Linked DNA regions of Mus musculus: region 1 is linked to region 2. A link is a loop called in an ENCODE intact Hi-C map of the cell type or tissue named here. Cell type or tissue: left cerebral cortex. All regions are shown on one strand. Each heading gives the region's core, and the rest is flanking DNA. Links, peaks and the distances in the headings are about the cores only.

What was found. Hi-C counts contacts between places; a loop is a spot of excess contacts. Peaks named below come from ENCODE experiments on the same cell type or tissue, not always from the same donor. Only the 100,000 strongest peaks of a DNase experiment are listed, where the experiment ranks them.
Region 1: a loop joins it to region 2, with 3 times the contacts of the local background. A loop is called at or near these places in 6 of 42 quality-filtered maps.

Annotation. Positions count from the first base shown.
Region 1 is chr13:111,392,278-111,397,648 of GRCm38, reverse strand. No RefSeq gene overlaps it. Among named protein-coding and RNA genes, the nearest start is that of Gpbp1, 95 kb to the left of the region's middle. In left cerebral cortex, for the core only: no CTCF peak of the experiment used is centred there; DNase peaks (open chromatin) are centred at 240, 470, 2,515 and 3,116; H3K27ac peaks cover 2,363 bases.
Region 2 is chr13:111,266,241-111,271,611 of GRCm38, reverse strand. No RefSeq gene overlaps it. Among named protein-coding and RNA genes, the nearest start is that of Actbl2, 14 kb to the right of the region's middle. In left cerebral cortex, for the core only: no CTCF peak of the experiment used is centred there; DNase peaks (open chromatin) are centred at 1,744, 1,952, 2,449, 4,829 and 1 more place; H3K27ac peaks cover 2,210 bases.

The DNA of each region.
Region 1 (5,371 bases), core at 166-5,165, 130 kb before region 2:
AGATGCTGTAGTCCAGATTGGTTTAAAGAGGGGGAGGGCTTCTGAGTGCTTTCCAAGGGGATGATGGTCAACTCTCTTCCCAAGAGTTAAGAACTGACTCAAAAACAAAGAAGCCAGTCCCAGCATCCTCCCGGCTCTGAGGTGAGGCTGTCAAGGTCTGTGACAGCTGCGCACGGAAGTGTGGGAGGCTTAGGCAGCACTCTTCTTCCCACAGGTGGAAATCACACTCTTAAGTAGAAACTGGGCCAGGTTTTTGTTTGTTTGCCATTTTAGAATTTGCATTTACGGAAGAGCAAGCAAAGAGGGAAGACTCTTAGGGGACATTACAGCCCAGCCTGCAGCTCCAGAGATTGCTGTCCTGATAGGAGCAGGCACACCTTCCCCACCCCCACTCCCCACTCCCACCCTGCCTCCCCTTTTCGGTTCACACTATGCTGCAGGGCTGGCAGGGGACACAGTTTTGTTTATTCTCTGGCTAGGCTTGTTGAGTGGGAGAAAGCGCATTCTCAAATGCAGCTACTGTGGCACAGTCAAGCAGGTTCCGGTTCAGCTGTAGCTTCCGGTTATTTCCGTCTACGTTTTGCTCTGTCAACTCCTTAAAAGTTACATTAGTCCTCCATTGCAGCAGTTCAGCACCTAGACTATTAATGTCAAAAGTTCAGACCTAGGCTCCAGCACTCACAGGTTGGGTGTGCTCAGGGGGGCTGCTTGGCCTTTGTGCACCATGTTCCTTGCTAAAATGAGGGAATACTTGTACCTGCTTCAAGCGGCTGTGTGGATTTCAAATATTTAAATATTTGATTTTTAAAAGGTTTATTTATTTATATGAGTACATGCTAGCTGCCATCAGACACACCAGAAGAGAGCTTCGGATCCCATTACAGATGGCTGTGAGCCACCATGTGGTTGCTGGGAATTGAACTCAGGACCCCTGGAAGGAGCAGTCAGTGCTTTTAACCTCTGAGCCATCTCACCAGCTACCGGATTTTAATGGCTTAATACCCGCAAAGGACATATGGGACAGTTTCAGGTGGATGCTGGGTATTTTATTTGCCAATAAACACCTGCCGCCTTAAGTGGGAAGCTTAGCCTTCATGAATTGGGTTGTAAATGTAGCAGCTTTTGCTATAGGGAGCAGGTACCCGAAAGCCAGTGTGCGTGTGTCAAAGCCCCAGTGTTCCAGAGCTGATTTTCACCCTCAGTTACAAAGGATTTTGTCCTTTTAAGGCCTGACCTTTTTGAGGGCCCCATGTGTCCCAGAAAAAGTGTCCACTGGCTTTTCTTAGGCTACCCCTGAGCTGACCACAAGCTTTTCCTTCTATTGGAGTAGGTATGATTTTTGGGATAGTGAGTCCAAATTGGGTCAAATCAGAATTTTCTGGAGCAGAGAGCTGGCACGTCTGAAGAAAAGCCCTGTAGTTCGGCGGTTCTCAACCTTTAATATATTTCTCATGTTGTGGTGACCTCATAACCACAAAATTATTTTCACTGCTACTTTATAACTGTAATTTTGTTACTGTTATGCATCATATAATGTGTTTCCCCGATGGTCTTAGGCTTCTCCTGTGAGAGGGTCTGTCAAGTCCTAAGAGGTCACAACCCACAGGCTGAGAACCTGTGGTGTAGTTTCCCTGATTTTAAACTGAATTGAAGTGATTCTGGTGGGAGCTGAAAAGAGCCTGGATTCATCCAGGGTTAGAATGGCATGGGAGTTGGGGGTGGGGGGTGGGGTGGGGGGGTGAGGGGGTGAGGGGAGGTGGACGGGATCAGGAGTTGGAAGGGGTTAGGAGGTGAGCTCGCTTTTCCACCCTTTGGCTTGTGGAATCCTCCTTCAGAGGCTCAGACAGAGGAATGGATCCTCTCTCTGGAACCTGGCTGAAGAGATCTACCAACACTGGCTGCTTACCTCTAATCGAGTGAGGTTTGTGTGTTTGTGTGTGTGCATGCTGCACAGTGTGCGGATGGAAAGGGAAATGTGGTCATAGGCCATGCCCGTGGGGAGGGCAGTATATGGATACAAATGTGGATTTCAAGGTGATAGCCCGGGGGGTCAATAGCAATGGGTAGAAAACCACCAGAATCCAGAAGAGAGACAGGACCGATTCACAAAGTCTCAGAAGGAATTAACCTTGCTAAGACCTTGGTCTTAGCCCTTTAGTCTCAAAAGTGTGAGGCTACCTTCCTGCTCTTTAAGCCACCCAGTCTAGGGTGCTTTGTTATAGCAAGCCTAGCTAAGCAACACCCATGGGAATGTTGGAACTTTCTGGAAACAGGTAGAAGCTTCTTCTCGGGCAGGCTGATTGGCCCTGACTACCCACACCGTCCTATTGTCATTGCCAATCACGTTTTATTCTGTGACCTGTGGTCTCACTCAGCCCTAGATCTCCTGTATTTCTCCAGTGGAACATTGCCTTGCTGTTGCAGGCTGTGTAAGTGGGGGCCAAGAATGGAGCTCTTTGTTTAGAAATTGCGTGGTGTACCTAAATAACAGCTATGAGCATATGGAGAACTTTCAAGCCAGAGGCGTTTCAGAACTAGGCAAGGGAAGAGAGCCTTCATTTGTCAAAAAGACATTTCCTGTTCAGATCCATCACAATCTTCCCTGCAGCCTCCCTTCCTGTCCCTCCTCCCCAACCCCAAATATATAAGAGGCAGCGTAGGCCCAACAGGATGTTAGAAGAAGTGGATTAAAAAGAAATAGCACATCAGATAAAACGGGGGAAAAAAAACCCCAAAAGACCACTACAACCTCAGTTCTTTCCACTTACTTAGGCATGAAATTCCACCTGCCAGCTTTTCCTGCAGACTGCTAGATTGTATGTAGTGGTCTGTATGCTTACACCCCAGCTCTGAAGCAGGCAGAGCCAGGTTCAAGGTCCACTCCAAGCCAGCTTGCTCCAAGGATGAGGTAGGGCTGGCTCTCCAAGGTGATCTCCAGTTCAGGCGCCCTGGATGCTGGCTGCTCAGTTCCCGTTGCTGATGCTCCACAGCTTCAGAGCTCCTGGCTCTGGAAAAGCCCCATTGGAATGAAAACACCTCACTGGCTGCCAGGGAAGTGGTGAGGGAGGCAGTGAGTGAGCGAGCGGGCGAGCGGGTGAGCGAGAAGGCAAGGAGGCTGTACTTGCTCATGTGTGAGAAGGAGGTGACTCCTGGGTAGTTCATATCCTGGTTTCACACCCCATTTACAGAGTGTCCCACAGATTTCTCTCTTGTCACCCAAGCCACAGTCCTGGGAAAGCGCCAGTCTTCCAGTTGCTTCTGTCACAGATAGTCATGGCTTCATGGTAGGCCTTAGTTAAAGGGAATTTTTAAAATTAATCTTTTCAGGTTAGCATACAAAGTAATGGGCTCATTATCGAATTTTCTTTTCTCTTTTCCTTATTCATTTTTTATATCCCTAAATGTTGCCGCCCCCCCCCCCCGCCCTCTTTACAGATTTCTTGCCCCATCTTCCCTCTCCTTTGCCTCTGAGAGGGTGCTCCCTTCCCCCTTGCCTGGGGATCAAGTCTCTACAGGATTAAGGGCATCTTCTCCCACTGAGGCCAGACAAAGTAGCCTGTGCTACATATGTGCTGGAGAACTCAGACCAGCCTGTGTATAGCGTTTGGTTGGTGGCTCAGTCCCAGGGGTCCAGGTTAGTTAACACTGTTGTTCTTCCTATGCGGTTGCCACCCCCTTCAGCTCCTTCAGTCCTTCCGCTGGCTCTGCCATAGGGCAATTCTGTCCATTTTATCCTTTTGTTGGTTTCTTTGTGAATGTCCTATCATGCCACCCAGTCCCATTCACCACCCCCTCCCCTCGTACCTGCCGCCCACCCTTGCAACCTCCCCGCAACAGAGGAAAAAAAATCTCTATTGTGTCACAGTGTGTCCCATGGTGTACCCTTCAGCCTGCTTCTTTGCTTGTGAATGTTCATTGCAATGACTCCTGGCTCAGGTCGGAGGCCTCTGGCTTCTGCGACTCTGTGAATACTGGATCCTCACGGAGACTTCTCTCAGGCATCCTGATGTTGCCCTGTGTCATGGAGATGCTTATTTTTGCATATGTAGGACCTGCTCCTTCATGCACTCCAGCAGTTCATTGGTAGATGTTGGGGTGGGCAGGCCAATCTCAGAGCCCAGGAGCTGGGCCTGGGAGGGAGCTGAGCTGGTCAGCCCATCCTTATGGTACTTTTGTATATGTGATATACGTTTTTTCTTCTTTTGTTCAACTCCCCTACGCCCTCCTATTCCCTGGCCCCACACTGCCCCTCCCCCCCAGCTCATTTCTTTTCTTTCCACAGTTAGACCATGCTGTCGTCTTTGTGTGTGTGTTTAAGAGTTATCTATTTATTTCATGTATATGAGTACACTGTAGCTGTACAGATGGATATGAGCCATCATGTCATTGCTGGGAATTGAACTCAGGACCTTTGCTCGCTCCAGCCCTGCTTGCTCTGGCCCCAAGATTTATTTATTGTTATATGTACGTACACTGTAGCTGTATTTAGATACAGCAGAAGAGGGCATCGGATCTCATTAAGGATGGTTGTGAGCTATCATGTGGTTGCTGGGATTTGAACCAGGACCTTCGGAAGAGCAGTCAGTACTTTTAACCGCTGAGCGATCTCTCCAGCCCTATGTTGTATTCTTCGAATATGTTCCTTTACCCTATCTCCTACCTCCCTAAAGATCTCTTTCTCTTCCTTTTTACAGCCCCTCTCAGTTTCGAGATACACACACAATTACTTTTAATTTTTGGTTTTTCATACAGAAGCAAACACATGGGGTTTGCCTGTCTGAGCCTGGGTTTTTTTCTCCTGACATAAAGATGACCAGTTGCATCTATTTTCTTGAAAACATCATGCTCTCATTTCTCGTCATGGTTTGTGTACACACTGTGTTTTCTTTATCCACTCATCTGTTGCTGGACTCCTGATGTGATCTGTATCAAAGCTACTGTGAGTGCTATTGCTGTCATGGATGTGCAAGGATGGGCTGATGGGCACTTGATCTGCTCTATATCACGGCTGCTGTGAGTGCAATTGCTGTCATGGATGTGCAAGGATAGGCTGAGCTGCTTTCCTGCAGCAGCTTCGGAAGGGGAACTCCCATGTCCATCTGTAACTGCAGCTAGTCCCCACAGTGACAGACGTGCCTAAGGATATGTACATCCTTGTATAACGATGACCATGTGCTTTCAAGGATGACAATGTCTGGATATACCTTTTGACAACTCTCTTTATAACTGCTAATTCATAGCGAGATTTAGAACATAAAAATAATAGTCATAATCCCTAATGCTCAATTTAGAATGTGCTTCCCCACATTCCCCTCACCCCTCTGCCCCCCCAAAACCCAAAAAAACCTGTGCACTGGGAATGTCACCTCCA
Region 2 (5,371 bases), core at 270-5,269:
CAAGTCATGGTGATGGCTATCTAGCCCCAAAGCCTCCCTTCCCCTTTGATTAGTCACTGGCGCAGAAAGGTGGGAAAACATTGTCTTTTACTGAAAAGGCCCTGGCAGGCCATGTTGCTCACTTCTGCTCTCAAGAGCAGGACAAGGCACAATAACTTCGAATCTAACAGGCTCCTGATAAATAAATTGTACTTGACAGCATCTTCTTACTTTGTGGAGCCGTAAGATGCACACCTGTAATGGTTGGTGTGCTGTGCTTGTGACATCAAACCTTTAGAAGATGAGATCATGTTGTCTCATGGCTTTTACTGTAGCCATGGAGCCATTTACCCAGGGTTGATTTGAAGGGATTTTTAACTTGAACGGTGCTGGCTCCATACAAATTTCATAGCAGGAAGATCTTGGGGATGGGACACACAGCCAAACATCAAAGCTTTCGGAGGTTTTTTTGTTGTTGTTGTTTGTTTTTTCCTACAGAGAAAGTCTTATCCCTAGTGCTTGTTACTCAGACCTTCTGTCTGGATGTGTTTCACACTGATGAGAGAGACGACAAGGAACAAAGAAGATAACTCTAGGGACACAGTATGAGCAGTGCCTAAAGCCTCAGACAAAGGCATCTGTGTTGGTGATGGTTTGCCCTTCCAGGCTTCCCGCAAAGCAGCGTGCCACAGCAGCGTGCCACAAAGCAGCGTGCCACAACAGTGTGCCACAAAGCAGCGTGCCACAGCAGTGTGCCGCAGCCTCTGCTCTGGTCACACGTCAAGGTTGACTTTGATTTTTAACCCACTTCCTACCAAATGGCATATTTTTTGGTTTTTAAGATTTTTTTCCCATAAAGTCAAGAAAGAAAACAATTGTGTTATTGAAGAGTATTCTTAACAAAATTCTTCTAGAAGCCTTTGTTTTCTGTTGCCTTGCCTGTGAGGTGTGTCCCATCAAATACAGGTATTGTGAAATAATTTTAAATACTGTAAAGCTAATGGAGTGGAGAAATAGACCCACCTTCTTGTCCATGCCCATAAATGTTCTAGAGAACTAGGAAGGCAGGAGCCAGGTCTTCCTGGCCCTGTGCTGAGCCTTTCACTTTGTCCTTTGGGGAAATGGATAGAAATTCTAGTGCCAGGGTCTCTAAGAAGCTTTCAAGTTTCAAGTTTACACTGTCAACAGGCTATACTGCACTCTGCTCTGAGAGGGCAAATATAGAGAGAAGAAATGGAGCCTGTGGTGGGGAGAAAAGGGAGAATCGAAGGAAGGGAGATGGAGAGAAACACACAGGCAGCAGAAGATGAGTCTCGCCATCTGTCCACGCTTGGTTTTTTGGGATCGATTATTGGGACCTCCCCCGGTCTGTCGGGACAGGGCCTTTGGTAAAGAAAGGAAACTTCAGAAGAGGATTGCATTAGAGTTTCTTTGCTGCATTGGCTGAGTGGTCGACTGAGTGTTTCCTTCCTGCACTGACCCAGGCACTGTATAAACAAAGTGAAACGGGATTTGGGTTGCAGCCTTCTCGGCCCACGTGATAGTCACTTAAGTTAGATTGATTTCAGAGGAGGAATAAATAGGAAAAAAGAAACATGCTAGTGATTGTACAAATATAAACAGATCCAGAGCATAAGCAAACTGGTCGAAAACAAAATGTTCTTGCGGTAAGAGGAGCAAAAATATCATGCAAAACCCTGAAATAGAAAGTAGACTCTTTCCTTCAAGCGAGTCCCAATAGGAGGACCACATATTAGCTCCTGCTAGGGTTTTCTTGTGGCTCACTGTCAAGTTTCGTTTAAAGGTTGTGGTTGGATAAGGAGCAGAGTAGCATTCTAGGTATGAAGGTGGAAGGAGCTGGCAGAACAGCGTCCGACCACAAGCACACCTTAGGCACTCTCATTGTGTTGGTATATTTATAATGATTATGTAGAGCCCAGCCCTGGGATGTAGAATTCCAGCCACATTTTGTGAAGGAGGAACTTCAAGCTCAGAGTGGTGACATGTGACATTGCCAGCATATGGCAGGCCCTCGCCTGGTTTCTAACTTCCAAGTTCATGTTCTATCTTAGGGATTATTCTGCCTTGAGAAGCTTAGAAACAAGAAGGAGAAGGAAGGAGGAAGAAGGAAGGAAGAAAGGGAGGAAGGGAAGGAGGAATAGAAGGAGGGAGGGAGGGTGGGAGGGAGGGAGGGAGGGAGGGAGAAAGCACCAGGAAGGGTAAGGAAGAAGAGGAAGACATGGGAGGGTTGGAGTCTGGGGTGTTTTCAGAGATGAGACTTATTTTTTGCTGGTGATCTGTAAAACTCTGTGTGTTTTAAAATTTGTTTTAAAGAACAAGTCGGAGAAGGCTCTGAAGTGCAGGCATATTAAAATCTAGTAAAACACAAGAGGCCTTGTTGGATCTGGGCTGGCAGAGGATGTGGGGGCGGCAGCTCGGAGGCAGAGGGTATTATTAGAGTATGTATCAGGCTGGCCTCCATGTTTCCAGCCCTGCACATCAGCATCGCCTTGTGTGCCATCTCCCCCATTCCAGCCTTCTGCTGCTTTGTCTCATCCTCTGGACAGCCATGGCCCATTCCTCTTCCTTCTAGGACTGGACACAGTGAGCCTGATTTCCCCGTTTCTTTTGTATGTGCCTCACCTTATCTAATCAGTGACCCCTTCTGGGAAAGAAGCATTTTGCTCTCTCTGAGGGCTTCTATGGCACATCATTATGAGAAGTGCTAAATGACGTTTTTAGAAATGGAAGAAGAAACTAAGAGTTGCCTGAAGCCAACACAGTAACCAAGTCAATAGTTGGAGCTTGGCTTTGGTTAAGACTTTAAACACTTGAGGCTACTTTAGGCTTCAAGCCTTCCTGTCTTTTTTCTTGGAGCCCTCTGGAATTGGGAAGATAATATTATTCATTCCAAAGATGGGATGTGGCTTTGGGGTGGAATGGTAAGTAGGTGGTAGGTGCAGCCTAGTCTACTGGAGGTGTTGTACTTGATCCAAAGCACTGAAAAAAAATTAAACTGCTCATTTCCTTCCCCATTTTCCCTTCCCTCTCTTCCATGTCTCCTGCTCTTCCCCTCTCCTCACATCCCCTGCTCCCCTCTGTGGCAGTCTCAAATATACTAAAATGAATTTTTTTCATTAAACATTTCATTATATTTTACACAAGCATACCCCCAACCCCCAACCGTGGAGTAACAAAGAGGATTTGGGCTGGAGCTCAGTGGCAGGATGGAACTCCACGGTAGGGTGCCTGCTTAGCACATGCAAGGCTTTGGATCCATCCCAGACCCACGCATGTCTAGGGAAAGCTCTCCAGAAAGGCATCTGGAATTTGTTGTTGTTGTTCTCTATGTTTTTTTCAAATTAAAACATAAATACCACCACTCCTCAAACCAAACCAAACCAAACCAAACCAAACCAAACCCACCCATCCCAACCCAACCCAACCCAAATGGAATATAACTTCTTATGTTCTATAATACATACTCTGTAGTAGATAAGGGTGATTTTCACTTCCAGGTTCAGAAGCAAACATAGAAAAAGCTATTTTGAAGTCAAGGACAGAACCAGGGTCTGGATTCTGGTTAGTAAGACTCTGGGGCTACTCTTAGCATTCATCTCTGTTCAGGCAGCCCACTACACGGAAACCGTCATTTCCAAGGAAGTACTGGTTCTCTGTGAGGTCAGAGGACAAATGCAGAACCAGAGGAACTCTGCAACAGGGCAACAGGGGGATGGTTTTCCTCTGAAGCTAAATTTCAGCAAAGAGGAAAAAAATATTTTTTGAGAAAACTGTGAACTCAATTTACTATCCAGCAGTAGCCATAGGACTGTAGGAGGATGAAGGCTTGTAGCCTCAGGAAGCTCTTAGAGAAGAAAGCTAAGGCATCAGGAAAGTTAAGTGTCTAATGGGTGATGACCCATTGTCACTCTTGCCCACATCCTGCTGAAGAGGAGGCTAGGTGGCCAAGAGACCACTCTCTGCATTCTAAACATATATCTTTGAATTTAATAAGGCTGCACTCAAAAGCCAGTGGGGGAGACACCGGTATTACAAAACTCCCCAGAAAGCCCAATACCAAACGTACAAAGATTCTATTGTTTAGGAAAGGCAAAGGCTTCAAACTCCCTCGCCTGTGTCTCCGGACCTTTCCTCTGGGCCCGAGGGCTTTGAGGGGGAGTGAGGAGTGCTGTGTGTTGATTGTTCCAAAAGCAGTTCTTGTGTGCAGAGATTGAATTATTTTTTAAAAATCTCTACTCTAGTCTTTGGCTTTCTTTTTTATTTATTTATCCTTGTTTCTGTGATATGCCACGTGTGCTATTTATACATCTGGTCATAGCCAAAATGTCAAAATATTTGCATTGAAGATTTGAGAATAAAGCTGGAGAGGGAGACAGACAGAGACGTGCCTGATCATCAGGGACAAAAGAGTGTGTGTGTGTGTGTGTGTTGGGGGGGGGGGTAGGGAGAGAGAAAAAAGTGGGTCCCAGGCCTCCCAGGATGACTGAGGTAGGGCTCAGACACTCTACTGTCCCCTTGATTGCAGCTGCCAGACAGATGACTATAATCCAGACATAGGCCTGTGTAGAGTGCCCCCCACCCCCAGCTTCTCTCCCCACTCCTCTTTGCCACATGTGTTCCTTCGTTTTCTTGGCTGTGCAGTTGGGATTTTCCTATTGTCGTGGTTCTTGTAGACTGGTTTGGCTTCCCTTGATTGTTAGGGTTCTTTGCCTTAAAAGACCGTTTAATTACATCAGTGCCGCAGATTTTCTGAAATAAGACTCTTAACACTAGAAATGTGGGAGATGCTTGGGACAGGGAACCGTGGGTGGTCAGCCTCCCTGTGGAAGGTAAGATCTCAAGGCTCAGACATTGAGAGAGGCTTGAGACAGCAGCAGATGAGAGGTCCCATGGTTGTAAGAGCCCAGGGCTGAACAGACATGCTTGTCCCAAAATGCCCAGTGCAACTACCCAGGCCGTCACACCCCTTGAAGAGGAAGACTGATCTTGCTGCACAGGAGAGGACTGCATTACGGGTTATGGGTAGTTTCTGTTGATGTCCTTGCCATTTCCTTTATCACAGAGGACTGGTTGGAATTCAGTTTTTCCTTACCTTCCGACAACAGTCACAAAATTGATTCCCAAGGCAACTAACTCCATTTCTATTTACAGCCAAAGGCACCTTGAGTAGCTTGGGAGATGTTTAGTCTCTGGAAGGGCTGGTGGCTAGGCTAGGCTAGGTCTGTCTGTCTGTCTGTCAGCTTGGAGAAAGATTGTTGCTTTCCATCCTTCCTGGTTCATTTATGTCCCTTCAGGAATGAATTTGGAGATGACAGGAAGGCATACTGCCTTCAGATCTGGTCAGGGACAGCTGGAGGCATGCATCCTGTAA